Regions from separate parts of the Homo sapiens genome. Here region 2 is linked to region 1. A link is a contact called in ENCODE Hi-C or POLR2A ChIA-PET data. All regions are on one chromosome and are shown on one strand. The core of a region is the stretch at or near the end of the contact, and the rest is flanking DNA. Distances in the headings are between cores, read along the strand shown. Region 1 has its middle 150 kb from the start of LINC01164. Region 2 has its middle 49 kb from the start of LINC01164.

Evidence for each region. Hi-C counts contacts between places; a loop is a spot of excess contacts on that map. ChIA-PET counts read pairs that join two places held with the same protein, here RNA polymerase II (POLR2A). Pooled maps may share reads with other maps.
Region 2: a map with no recorded cell type shows a loop between it and region 1 (23-fold over the local background). The contact joins two enhancer-like sites. A Hi-C loop is called at or near these places in 17 of 37 single-sample maps with no recorded cell type and 5 of 50 pooled maps. POLR2A ChIA-PET finds 5 or more read pairs at or near these places in 1 of 52 experiments (H1).

What each region holds. Positions count from the first base shown.
Region 1 is chr10:131,636,112-131,642,615 of GRCh38, forward strand. No RefSeq gene overlaps it. Among named protein-coding and RNA genes, the nearest start is that of LINC01164, 150 kb to the right of the region's middle. RefSeq lists enhancers at 1-288, 649-1,149, 1,150-1,650, 5,445-5,594. Within about 2 kb of position 5,225, at least 2 of the 41 ENCODE cell types and tissues checked have a DNase peak (open chromatin) inside an H3K27ac peak, as active enhancers do.
Region 2 is chr10:131,738,128-131,745,053 of GRCh38, forward strand. No RefSeq gene overlaps it. Among named protein-coding and RNA genes, the nearest start is that of LINC01164, 49 kb to the right of the region's middle. RefSeq lists an enhancer at 5,073-5,172. Within about 2 kb of position 5,189, at least 3 of the 41 ENCODE cell types and tissues checked have a DNase peak (open chromatin) inside an H3K27ac peak, as active enhancers do.

The sequences.
Region 1 (6,504 bases), core at 3,975-6,474:
CTGGATCAACAGGGATATAAGATCCACGGTGGAGAGTACTGGAAGGGAAATGAGATTAGTCCAATTTGTCTGAGGGAAATGAAAGGTCTGTGTCCAACAGAGTGAATTGATGTTGAGGATATGACCTCGGCGTGGGCAGCTGGAAACACGGCCCCAGAAGTCGGGGGTCTGCCCGGAGCCAGCACTCCCCTTCCATGAGCTGGGCAAGGGGTGAAATCTCACAGCTTGGAGGCAGTTCTTCCCGACCAGGGTGGTTCCTGGAGCTTTCCACTCCCCAGTTCCCCCGGGTGCATGTGCCCTCACTCCAGAAGGGCCTCATGCACCAGAGAGGAAATGGTCAGGACAGTGTCCTGAGTGTCAGCTCCCAAGAGCTCATCTTCAGCAGACGTTTGTGGATGTCTTCCAAGAGTCCGCTATGAGGATGCTCACCACGGTGTCATCTGCAACCTCGAATCAAATCACTGGAAATACCCCAGGTGTCCAACAGCAGCCAGTGAACTAACTGATTAACTAATAGACCTGGGGCAGGGGACTCCAAGCAGTCACTAAACACTAGGTTGTGGGAGAATATTTGATGTCTGTGCAGTGTTTGCAAGGTATTATCGAGAGGAAAGGGTTAAAAAAATACGTACAATGAGAGCCTTTTCTGATGCATGTACACAAGTCACAGAAAGGCACGCAGCAGGTGGACCTGGATCCCCACATCACAGGGGCGCTGTCTCATTAATGTGGCTTAGCTAATTTCTAAATTTAATACAATCGATGAGTCCTTCATTAGTGAGGAAAGGAGTGAAGAAAAAGTATTTTTAATTGGTCATTTAGGAAAATGATGGAGGGGTCACGGCCACACTCCAGAGAGGTCAGTCAAGGGGGTACGGTAGGAAGAAGCTGTGGGCTCCGCCGCTGACCACGGCACTGTTGGAGGGAGAAACAGAGCCAAAGGTCAAGAAGGCCATGCCGTGGAGCAGTGTGCTAGTGAAAATGATGGGAAAATTTGCATTTGTCAGCACCGATGCCCCTGTGGTGAGGCTCATGTTCCATAATTCCTGACAAGCGTCTGCTGGGAACTCTCTTGGCAGCCTTTTCCTTTTAGAGGCTGGGTTGGTGGTGTCCTGCTTTTCACAGCCAGCTGTCTGCCACCAGGGCAGCAGCTGCTGAGCCTGGTACGCACGTCCAGTGGTCACAGAGAAGGAAACGGTGGCACTGCCGCCGCGCCGCTGTCCTCCCTCCTCTCCCCTGTGAACAGATTGTTTAGGGCTCCCACCACCTGCTCTCTTGAGGTCTACCCGCCATGATCCCCTCCAGGGCCAGCTTGGGAAAGGCCACATCCTCAGCAGCCATCCACAGCCTCTCTCCTGAGCCATCTCCAGAAACCACACGGAAGGAGCTGGAGGTCCTTATGCTCAGGGAAATAAGCCAGGCATAGGAAGAGAATGCCGCAGGATCGCATGCTTCTGAGGGAGCTGAGACAGTGGACTGCTTGGAGGGATAGCAGATCCAGTGGCGGCCAGAGGCCGGGATAGGAAGGGCAGGGGCTAAGAAGGAGAAAAAGGAACATGCACGCAGTTGTTACCCCTGAACTGTCACCTAAACATGGTAAAGAGTGTAGATTACATATGCAGATTCTGCCCTAACAAGGACAAAAACTATAAATGGGGTGAAAAGGCACTGACCACAGGCCCACCTGGAATCTCTGCCCTTCCTCAAGTCAGACCCAAAGGGACTTTTGGAAATCCCGAGTCTCACAGGCATGAGCTGCTCTGCAGGGTACAGCATCCCTCAGGCCTCCCCTCCTCTGCAGCTCAGTGCTGTGGAGTGAACCCAACCCAGCCACAGGAAACTCCCATTCTAGCCTCACTCACGCCACAGGACACCCCTGTCCCAGCCCCACTCACCCCACAGGACATCCCTGTCCCAGCCCCACTCACCCCACAGGACACCCCTGTCCCAGCCCCACTCACCCCACAGGACACCCCTGTCCCAGCCCCACTCACCCCACAGGACACCCCTGTCCCAGCCCCACTCACCCCACAGGACACCCCTGTCCCAGCCCCGCTCACCCCACAGGACACCCCTGTCCCAGCCCCACTCACCCACCACAGTGCCCCCATCCCGGTCTCCAGTCAGTGGAGCACCTAAAGGGTTGCACAGGGTGGTCATCACTGGGGAAACGCGTCTGAATTGGGTCATTCTGCTTGAATCTGGTGGGTGTGGTGTCCTCCTTGGGTCTGATCCCAGCCTCAGGCATTTCTTTGGAATGAGAGGGATGTTCACTGCATTGTTCTTTCTGGACACTGATGGAGACTGTGATATCACCTGAAAGCCGACTGTCAGTTCTGTGTCACTGCCCTGCAGCTGGTCCCACCTCTCCCCATCTCACCCTATCTACTCAACCATGCTGGAAACCTGTAACATGCTGCCCAGGCACACTGAGACCCTTCCTCAGGGGTGTTCGCGGAGCTGGTGCCTGGCTTGACTTTTTCTGACTCCATGACCTGGGGATAAGTGAGTGTCCTGTGGACAAGACCAAGTGGAGGGCATGTTGCAGGTGCACCAGTAAGCAGACTCCTCCGGAGCAGGTGGTGGCAGGTGAGGACAGAGGCTGGGATGTGGAGGAGAGGGGCCCCTCCTAAGGATTGAGGGCCTACGGTTTTCTTGGAACCTCATCCCAGCACACGGAGCCTCATGGTTTCAGGGCCCGAGCGGAATGGAAGTCGCCCTCCCAAGGGGAGAGCATGGCTGTGATGGAGTGATCTGAACGTGTTTGCTGTGACCCTCCCAGAATGTGTGATGCTCCCTTCGGTGACACAGGCTTTTGCCAAATTTTGGGAATTTGTCACCACCACACTGGATCTGCAAGAAATATTCAAAAAAGTATTAAACATGCAAGCAAAACAAACACCAGCCTATCCACCCCGCTCTGCCAGGCCTGTGTGAGCAGCAGGAGCTGCCAGCCAAGTGGTTTGGAGAAACCTCCATTCCTCTAACACGGTGGCCATGACCACACAAAGCTGGGGCTCACAGGCAGATCCTGTCCCTTTGTCCTCAGAATGCTAGATGATCACAATTGAGTTCCACACACCCAGCACCTCCATTGCCGGCCAGGCCAATGGCACAGGGCCAATCCCCAGCTGCCAAAATGAAAAGATTTTGGAACTTCTGCTTGGTAAATCCCCTTACAGCAGCAGCACATTGTCAGCCAAGCGTTGGCAGTCGAATCAGCAGTGAGAAATACCTTCAAACCCACATTTTGTGAGTTCCTCCAGGGCCAACTAGGGTAGAATTTGTGAAAGGACAGGATGGTGGCCCAAGGTCCAGCAGACCCTGAGCTCTCAGCTTATGCTTCATGCTGAGAAAATAAAGTCAACCAAAGTTTCAACCGAAGGTCCCTGTGGAACTTGGCCTCAGAGGAAAGCCAGGAAGCATAATTCTACATTTCTGTGCTCTCAGACCATGGAGCCCAACTTTAGCATTGCTGGGTGGAAGCTGGAGGGTGACAGAGGGAGAAAGGAACATGGCTGACTATGGAGGATGACAGGGGAAAAGGAATGTGGCCTGATCACACACACAGCACACTGCCACTACAACCTACAACTAACATTTAGAAACCCACTGCACAAAGGCTGTCTATAACCAAGGAATTCATTCAGAGCCTAAGCCCCCTAAAATCATATAGAACCAAAACCAAAGGGCCCTACCCAGCAGGGGCAACAGTCACACCCTTGGAGGGGGGATCCCATTCAAACAAAAGTAAGTTCAACAATAAGAGGTAACAGCTTCCACTGATGAGAAGGAACCTGCACAAGAGGTCGGCATCCAGATTCAAGAAACTCAACGAACTCCTGAAAAATACTGTACAAGACCATCCCCAAAGCATTTAGTCCTCAGACCATCCAAGGTCAATGCAAAAGAAAAAATCTTAAAGGCAGCTGGAGAAAAGGGACAAATTACACATAGAGGAAAATCTACCAGACTAATAGTGGACTTCTCAGCAGAAACCTTACAAGCCAGAAGAGATTAAGGTCCCATTTTTAGCCTTCTTAAAGAAAAAAAAATCCAGCCAAGAGTTTCATATCCTGGCAAACCAAGCTTCATAAACAAAAGAGAAATGAAGTACTTCCCAGACAAGCAAACACTAAGGGAATTTGTCACCACCACACTGGATCTACAAGAAATGTTCAAAAAAGTATTAAACATGCAAACAAAACAAAAGAGTAATACTGCTACCATAAAAGCACATATAAGTACAAAGCTCACAGACTCCATAAAGCAATGACCCAATTGAAACTACAAAGCAACTAGCTAACAACACTATGACAGGAATAAAACTTTACATATCAATACGAACCTTGAATGTAAATGGCCTAAATGAGTGGCAAACTGGATTTTAAAAAATAAGACCAACTTCCTGGTGCCCTCAAGAGACCCATGTCACATGTAATGACACCCAGGGGATTGAAGTAAGGGTATGGAGAAGAATCTACCATGCGAATGGAAAACAGAAAGAGCAGGGGTTGCTATTCTTATATCAGATAAAACAGACTTTAAAACAATAACAGTAAAAAAAAAAAAAAAAAGACAAAGAATATAAAAAAGGGATAAAGGGTTCATCCTACATATCTAGTCACCCAACATCAAAGCAGCCAGTTTTATAAAACAAATACTACTAGAACTAAGAACAGACATAGACAGTATTACAATGATAGTGGAGGACTTCAACACCCCACTGACAGCACTACACACATCCTCAAGGCAGAAAACTAGCAAAGAAACTCTGGGCTTAAACTAGATGTATGACCAATTGGACCTAATAGACATCTACAGAATACTCTATCCAACAACCACAGAATATACATTTTTCCCTTCTTTGCATGGAACATTCTCTACAGTTGACCACATGCTCGGTCATAAAGCAAGTCTAAATGAATTCCAAAAAACTGAAATCACATCAAGCATTTTCTCAGACCACAGTGGAGCAAAATTAGAAATCAATACCAAGAGGAATTCTCAAAACCACACAAGTACAAGGAAACTAAACAACTTGCTCCTGAATGACTTTTGGGTACACAATGAAATTAATAAAGAAAGAAAGAACTGTGAAACAAACGAAAATAAAGACACAACATGCAAAAAGCTCTGGGATACAGCAAAAGCATAAGCTGTGTCAGGAGTCAAATATGCTGAGGTCACCCCAGGAGGGGAGTTCCCTAGGCTCATTTCTAGAAAGCTTGTCACTTTCTGTGAGTGTCCCAGCATTTCCTGTTCACCGCAGGTGGAGGGCCCCACTCTCTATGTGTTAAGCCTGAGCAAACACACACACCAGAGTTCCATATTTACCTAAAGCCAGACCCGCACCACGTGGCCCCACACCACTGCTCAGGTTGTGCTCAGGTCAAATCAGAACATGCGGAAATGTTGATTTTCAAAGAAAACTATTAGCAGTTCAAGCATAAAGCTCCCTGCCTGGAGTGCAGTAAAAAGAAGGGCACCAGAAGTCCCCAGGGGCTCCCACAAGACTCACAGGAGCCACTTCCTTGTGGGAACACAGCCCTGTTCATGTTTGCTGCTGCTGAAATCATCCAAATCTACTTCCGGATATGGCGAATCTGCGTATTTTTATAAATTTCTTCGAAAGGCCTATATCTGTATACATGGGCCACAAAGGCTTATATCCTTATACAGACTAGAGTGGTAAATTTCTAGAAATGTCCCCAAGGAGGAAAGAAATGTGCCCTCAAAAATAGTATAAACAAAAGCATGGAATTTGCAAAAATAATGGAAATGTGCAATATTTTATTTTTCTCACTATCATGTATTAATAACAAAAATTATGTGTGGTGTATGATATTTAAGAAAGCAGCAGCCACAGACCTGCCACGTGGACCAGCACATGCGAGATGTTTGCAGACGTGGCCGGAAGTGTGCTGCTGTTTGGCCACAAGTCTCAGCTCCTTCCCCCCCACACTCACAGTCTCACTGGACAAGGGGAGCAAGACACCTGTTTCTAGACTATACCAGAGCTGTGCTACCAATGCCAAGACCCTGCTGCTTCTCCCCCTGTAGGACCAGTGGCCAGGAACACAGCCTCTCATCTTAAGATCAAAAGTCACTGAGAAGAAACCAACAAGCAAAGAAAGAAGAGTTGCCACCATCCCTCAGTGGAAGAAACTCACCTTAACCCTTGCATTTTATAGATTCAGTCAATGTTTTCTGATTGAGCCATTTTGGAATTGGAAAGGGCTAATATCATAGGTGAATTTCACATAAAAATCTGTCAGCCTGATAATTTTTGAGAACCGTATTCAGGGAATAGAGGTTGGGTGGCAATATGTGAATAGCCTTTGATTTAATTCAATGAACATTTATCAGATACTTCCATGTGCTATGTTATGGGGAAGTAAAATAGGCAAGGCCACTACCCTATCTAGAGAGTATTCTAGAAAGTGCCTCCCTGATGGAGGTTTAAGTTTTAATGTTATGATTTCAGAGATATTTGCATAGCTA
Region 2 (6,926 bases), core at 3,939-6,438, 100 kb after region 1:
ATTTGTCTTCCTCCTGAGAGTTGCCTGGGCTCCATACAGAACGTAGAGGGTGGCAGGGGCCAAGATCACCGCCCACTGGCCCCACAGGATGGACACCGTCCTTCAAGGCTGGGAGGAGGGTCTGAGTGTGAGGGCTGTGGCTTCATTACCCATCATGCACAGCAGCATGTTCATGCAGTCAATCAGCAAACATCTGTGCACCTGCGAAGTGCTGAGAACGCAGCACTGAGCAAGACACTGCCCCTCCATGGAGGAACTCACAGGTGTGGGAGTGGGCAGGCAGGAGGCCGGGCGCACATGCAGTGTGTGAGCCTGAGGCACCCTAGGGCTGAGGAAGGGACCTGGGCTGCTCTGGGAGCCCCAGAACGCAGCTGGAAGGAGGAGGCGACCTTGAGCGAGCCTTGAGGGAAATGCACAAGTTAATCTGGCTGGAGGTACCTCCCCCACCATCATAGCCCACCCTCAACACGCAAGCTCACTGCGAGTGCCACACCCGGATGGGGAACGATCCAGCTCTCACCTCACTTTCTGGTGCACAGTGTCCCTCTGCAGCCATGACCCCCACCCCATGCTGCCACGTGAGCCTGGCCATGCTCGTTTACTTTTATTTCCTTTTAAAACTCTCTACTGGAATAGAATGTGCATTTATCATAAGTGAGCAGATCATTGGATTTTCACAAACCAAATCATCCATGTAACCAGCACCTACACCAAGAGATGGAACCTAACCAGGCACCCCCACAAAACCCACGCCCCTGCCCACTCCCAACACCCCACGCTCCTGCCCCACCCCTGCAAACCTAGGCTCATATCCCACCCTGCCCACCCCATGCTCCCTCCCCACCCACCCCACGCTCGCTCCCCACCCCTGCAAACCCAGGCTCACGCCCCACCCCTGCAAACCCAGGCTCACGCCCCACCCCACCCACCCCGCGCTCCTGCCCCACCCCGCGCTCCTGCCCCACCCCCACCCCACCAGGTAACCACCTTCTTGATTTCTCGCATCAGCGTCTGGCCTGTTTTTTTAATTTTTTTTTCTTTTAACAGCTTTATTGAGACATAATTCACATACCATAAAATTCACTTTTTAAAAGTGTACAGTTCAGTGGTTTTGAGTGTAATCATGGAGTTGCAAAATCATCACGACTGTCTAATTTTAGAACATCTTCATCACCCCCAAAGATACCCGATACCCTCCTCAGTCACTCCCCGTTCCCTTCCTCAGCCCCCACGCAGCAACAGTCACTCCCCGTTCCCTTCCTCAGCCCCCACGAGGCGACAGTCACTCCCCGTTCCCTTCTTCAGCCCCCACGCAGCAACAGTCACTTCCCATTTCCTTCATCAGCCCCCAGGCTGCAACTGCTAATCTGCTTTCTGTCTCTAGGGATTGGCCTGTTCTGGACATTTCATATCCACAGTGCCACCCATGTCTCACTCCAGACCTTGGGGGTCTCCCCCAATACTCGGTCTCCCCCATCGAGTATGACATATGCTATGGGATCTTCATATATGCTGTCCATCACACATCTGTACCACCGAGTATGAAACATGCTCTGGGATCTTCATATATGCTGTCCATCACGCATCTGTGCCATCGAGTGTGACGCATGTGGCTGGATCGTCATACATCCTCTCTATCATGTATCTGCACCATTATGATGTGTGCTGTGAGATCTTCATACGTGCTCTCTGTCATGCATCTGTACCTTCGAGTGTGACACATGCTCTGAGATCTTCATACATGCTATCACACATCTGTACCATTATGACGCATGCTGTGGGGTCTCCATACATGCTCTCAATCATGCATCAGTACCCTGCTGTGGGATCTTCATACATGCTCTCTATCACACATCTGTACCATTATGACGCATGCTGTGGGGTCTTCATACATGCTATCACGCATCTGTACCATTGAGTGTGACACATGCGGCCAGATCTTCATACGTGCTGTCAATCACGCATCTGTACCATCGAGTAAGACACGTGCTGCAGGATCTTCATACATGCTCTCTTTCACGCATCTGTACCATGCTGTGGGATCTTCATACATGCTCTCAATCATGCATCGGTACCATCGAGTATGATGCGTGCTGCAGGATCTTCATACATGCTCCCTATCACACATCTGTACCATTATGACGCATGCTGTGGGGTCTTCATACATGCTCTCAATCATGCATTGGTACCATCGAGTATGACGCGTGCTGCAGGATCTTCATACATGCTCCCTATCACACTTCTGTACCATTATGGCGCGAGCTGCAGGATCTTCATACATGCTCTCTATCATGCATCTGTACCATGCTGTGGGATCTTCATACATGCTCTCTATCATGCATCTCTACCCTTGAGTATGACACATGCTGCAGGATCTTCATACATGCTCTGTATCACACTTCTGTACCATTGAGTATGACATGTGCTGCGGGATCTTTGTACATGCTCTCTATCCCGCATCTGTATCGTTGAGTTTTAAAAATTAATCTCTCTCTTTACTTGTTATAAACCTATGCCAATTTTCTATTTCTTCTTGGATCAGTTTTCATAGTTTATGTCTTTCTAGAAATTTTCCCATGTCATCCAGTTATGAAATGTAGTGACATGCAGTTGTTCGTAATATACCCTGATAATCCTTTTTATTATTTAATTTAATTTTATTTTATTTTGAGACAGAGTCTCACTCTATTTCCCAGGCTGGAGCACAGTGGGACAATCTCAGCTCACTGCAACCTCTGCCTCCTGGTTCAAGTGATTCTCCTGCTTCAGCCTCCCAAGTAGCTGGGATTACAGGTGTATGGCACCATGTCTGTTTAATTTTTGTATTTTTGTAAAGACAGGGTTTCACCTTGTTGGCCAAGCTGGTCTCGAACTCCTGACTTCAGGTGATCCACCTGCCTCGGCCACCCGAAGTGCTGGGATTACTGGATAATTCTTTTTATATCTATAAGGTTGGTTTTTTTTTTTTTCTTTTTTTTTTTTTTTTTTTTTTTTTTTGAGACGGAGTCTTGCTCTGTCGCCCAGGCTGGAAGTGCTGGAGTGCATTGGTACAATCTCGGCTCACCGCAAGCTCCACCTCCTGGGTTCACGCCATTCTCCTGCCTCAGCCTCCTGAGTAGCTGGGACTACAGGCGCCTGCCACTACGCCCGGCTAATTTTTTGTATTTTTTAGTAGAGACAGGGTTTCACTGTGTTAGCCAGGATGGTATGAGGTTGGTTTTCATGTCACCTCTTTCATCTGATTTTATTAATCTGAGCCTTCTCCTTCTTTAGGTTTTGCCCATGTAGCTAAAGGCTTGTCATTGTCGTAGATCTTTTCGAATAACCAATTTTGGTTTTGTTGATTTCCTCTACTGTTTTTATACTCTATATTTTATTTCTTTTCACGCTAATCATTATTATTTCCTCCAACTGGTCTGCTTTGGATTTATTTTGCTTTCCTTTTTTTAGTTTCTTGAGGTAAAGATTAGGTTATTGATTCGAGATCTTTTTTCTTTTTTAGTATGTGTTTGCAACTACAAACTTCCCTCAAAGCTCTGTTTTAGCTGCATCCAGTAAGTTTTTGTATGTTTTGTTTTCATTTTCATTCATCTCAAAGCATTTTCTGATTCCTTTGTGACTCATTTGACACCCGGTTATTGAGGAATACGCTGTTTAATTTGTGTATATTTTTGAATTTCCTAAATTTCCTTCTTTTGCTGATTTCTAATTCTATCCCATGGTGGTCAGAAGATACTTTGCATGAAAGCAGTCTTTTAAAATATACTGAGGACTGGTGCAGTGGCTCACGCCTGTAATCCCAACACTTTGGGAGGCTGAGGCAGGCAGAAACCACCCTGGGCAACATGGTGAAACCTGTATCTACTACAATACAAAAAACATAAGCCAGGCATGGTGACATGCACCTGTAATCCTAGCTACTTGGGAGGCTGAGGCGGGAGAATTGCATGAGCTGGTGAGGCAGAGGTTGCAGTGAGATAAGACCGTGCCACTGCACTCCAGCTTGGGTGACATAGTGAGACTCCATCATAAATAAATAAATAAATATAAATAAAATATACTGAGTTTTGTTTTATGGCTTAAGATATGGTCTATCCTGAGAATAGTCCCTCAAGATCCTTAACTTACTTACATCTACAAAGACCTTTATTCCAAATAAGGTCACATTCCCAGGTACCAGGTGGGCATATCTGGGGTCAGGGGGTTTCGGGCAAGGAGGGCATGTGAGCTAAACGCACAAACACCCAGGAGTGTGTGGGTGTGGGGCTCTGGGAAGTGTGAGGCTCTACCCCTGTCCTCGCCAGGCTGCTTCTCATGTCTCTACCCCCAGTGCCTGGAAAAGTCTCAGGCGCCCATGAGGAAGCCTCTCTCCCAGATCCTGGGCCCCAGCACCTCCCACCTGCAGCATCGCACAGGCACAGGGATCCTCGGCACTGAGTGACCCTCGGCACTGAGTGACCCTCGGCACTGAGGATCGGAGGCCGAGGGACACTTCGCAGCTGTGAGACTGAGACCCCGACGAGCAGCTTAACCTCCAGGGCCTCAGGACGTCTCCTCCAAGCTGGGTTGATGATGGCTGTGCCCAGAGGAACACTGTGCTCCCCACACCTGGCTTTCCCTGCGAGGACACGGCATCTGGGCTGGGCACGCGTCTGGGGCCCCTCCAGGCCTGGCGAACACTGTGCTCCCCCCACCTGGCTTTCCCTGTGAGGACACGGCCTCTGGGCTGGGGGCACGTCTGGGGCCCCTGTGGGCCTGGCAGGTCCTTGTGGGAGGGTCTGGGGACCAGCACCCAGTGCACTTTGGGATAAAACTTCTTTGAAAATTTTCTCGCCCTTTTCTGGCATCATGGACCCTCCCCAAAGACTGAAAGCCACCACAGTGAAGGAGAATCACCAATGATCGGGGCTCATCCTGGAGCCCCTTCCTCCCGAAGTGGCAGAACCATGTCCAGGAAGGAGCCAAGGGGTGCTGGGCTCCCCCACCACGGCCCCACCCTTGCCCTCCCTTCCTCCACAGCCTCCCCTCCACAGACAGCCAGGGACATGGCCAAAATGGGGATCCCTCTCATCTGGCAGTTTCAATTCTGTTCCCATGGAAACTGCTATCTGAATGTGGGCAAGAAAGAGGAGCCATATTCTTTAAAATAACAATCACTCGGAAACTTTCATGGGCCTGTGTTTTCAGTTACCCGTGGTTTCCATGGAAACTCAAGCCAAAAACAGAGCTAAATAAAGAAGGCACTGGGTTTCCCCTGCTACCAGCCCCCCGGGGAACTGTGGAAAGCCACAGCCCTGCCCCACAGGGAGTTGCTCACCACTGCTGTACAAGGATGCAGGACCAGCCCTCCCAAATCAGCCACGGGGCTGCCTTCCTCCTAAGCGCATATGGGTGTGGGAGACGCAGAGAGGGAGGGAAGGAGAGGGGCCACAGCTGCTTCCTGTCCCTGCAATCAGCCTCTCCTACCCCAGACTCACATGGGGAAGGCACACTGGGCTGTGGGTGCCCCAGGCCGCCCATGCCGGCAGAGGTCACTCACTGGGGGGTTAAGGGCCCATCTCAGCATAGTCAAGGCTACCTCACCGCTCCCCTTTTCTGAAAGTCGCCATGGGGCAGGGAGGGATCTGCAGCAGGCGGGGAGGCCTCTGGTGGAGGGCATGTAAGCCAGGCCAGCATCTCCCAGACAGCCCTGCACAGTGAGCCGAGCATGGGCTTGCTTTGACAGGCTCTTGCTGCTGCCCAGAGACCTTGTCCAAGAGCTCCTACACTGAGGGCTGCGGACCCCATGTCTGTTTTCCACCGAGGAAGTGCTTGGGAAATACCCAGGGAACGGACAGCACAGAAAATCCCCTGAAGATGCGACATGCAGGGGCCCCCGTTGCTTCTCCAGCTGCAGTTCCCGAGAAGAGGCTGGTTGTGCAGGAGCCAGGGCAGCTGGGGCCCCCTGGCCAACTCGCTGCCGTCCTGCGCAGAACACTGGCTCAGCAGCCAGACGCAGCCTACCCTGGCGGCCCTGCCCGGCCTGAAAGGAAAGTCATCTGCACATTCTCTCGCATCCTACCTGCTTTCTCTTTCTTCTTCCGTTTAAACAATGCTCAGGACACCGGCTAGACCGTGTTTTCTTTTGTTTTGTTTGTTTTTTCTTTTAATAATGTCTACATTCCTTAAAGCAGTGCTTTTATCTCAAAGCAACTGGACACGTGGTTACGTTACTCTCAATTTCCTGCCACCATCATCACATTTGAAAGATGCTGGAGTCATGAGCCTGTGAACTCTCGTGACACACCCACTCGGGTGCTGGAGTCATGAGCTGGTGAACCCCTGGGACACGTCCACATGGATGCTTCTCAGCTCTCACCCCTTCAGTGCCAGATCTGTGCTGGGCCCTCTTCTGCAGGGCCTCAGACTCTGCGTGGTCCAGAGAGGATGCCGTCATAGCCAAGCTCAGGCGGAGGCCTGGGGTCCGTCCCAGCTGCATCCCCCACTGGAAGGAGACAGGTGGGAAACAGGCTCGGCACCAGCCTGCCCGACTGCAGAGCAGGAATGCTTTTCCCTGCGGAGAACACTCCTCAGACCTCCACTCTTTCACTAAAATTTGAAGTAAACATCTGTATTTAACTCATCAAGCCTCGTCACAGACGCTTCACCTTCAGTCTCCCAGGAAGATACATTTTTGGGGTAATAGGATGGGAAGCACAGGAGGACAGGAGCATGGGAGGACGGGAGGATGGGAGCCTGGGGGGACAGGAGTACGGGGGCACGGGAGGACAGGAGCATGAGAGGACAGGAGTTTGGGAGGACAGGAGCCTGGGAAGATGGGAGCACAGGGGCCACGGGAGGACACTAAATGGGACAGGAGCACGAGAGGATGGGAGCACAGGAAGACGGGAGGATAGGAGCATGGGAGGACAGGAGGATAGGAGCAC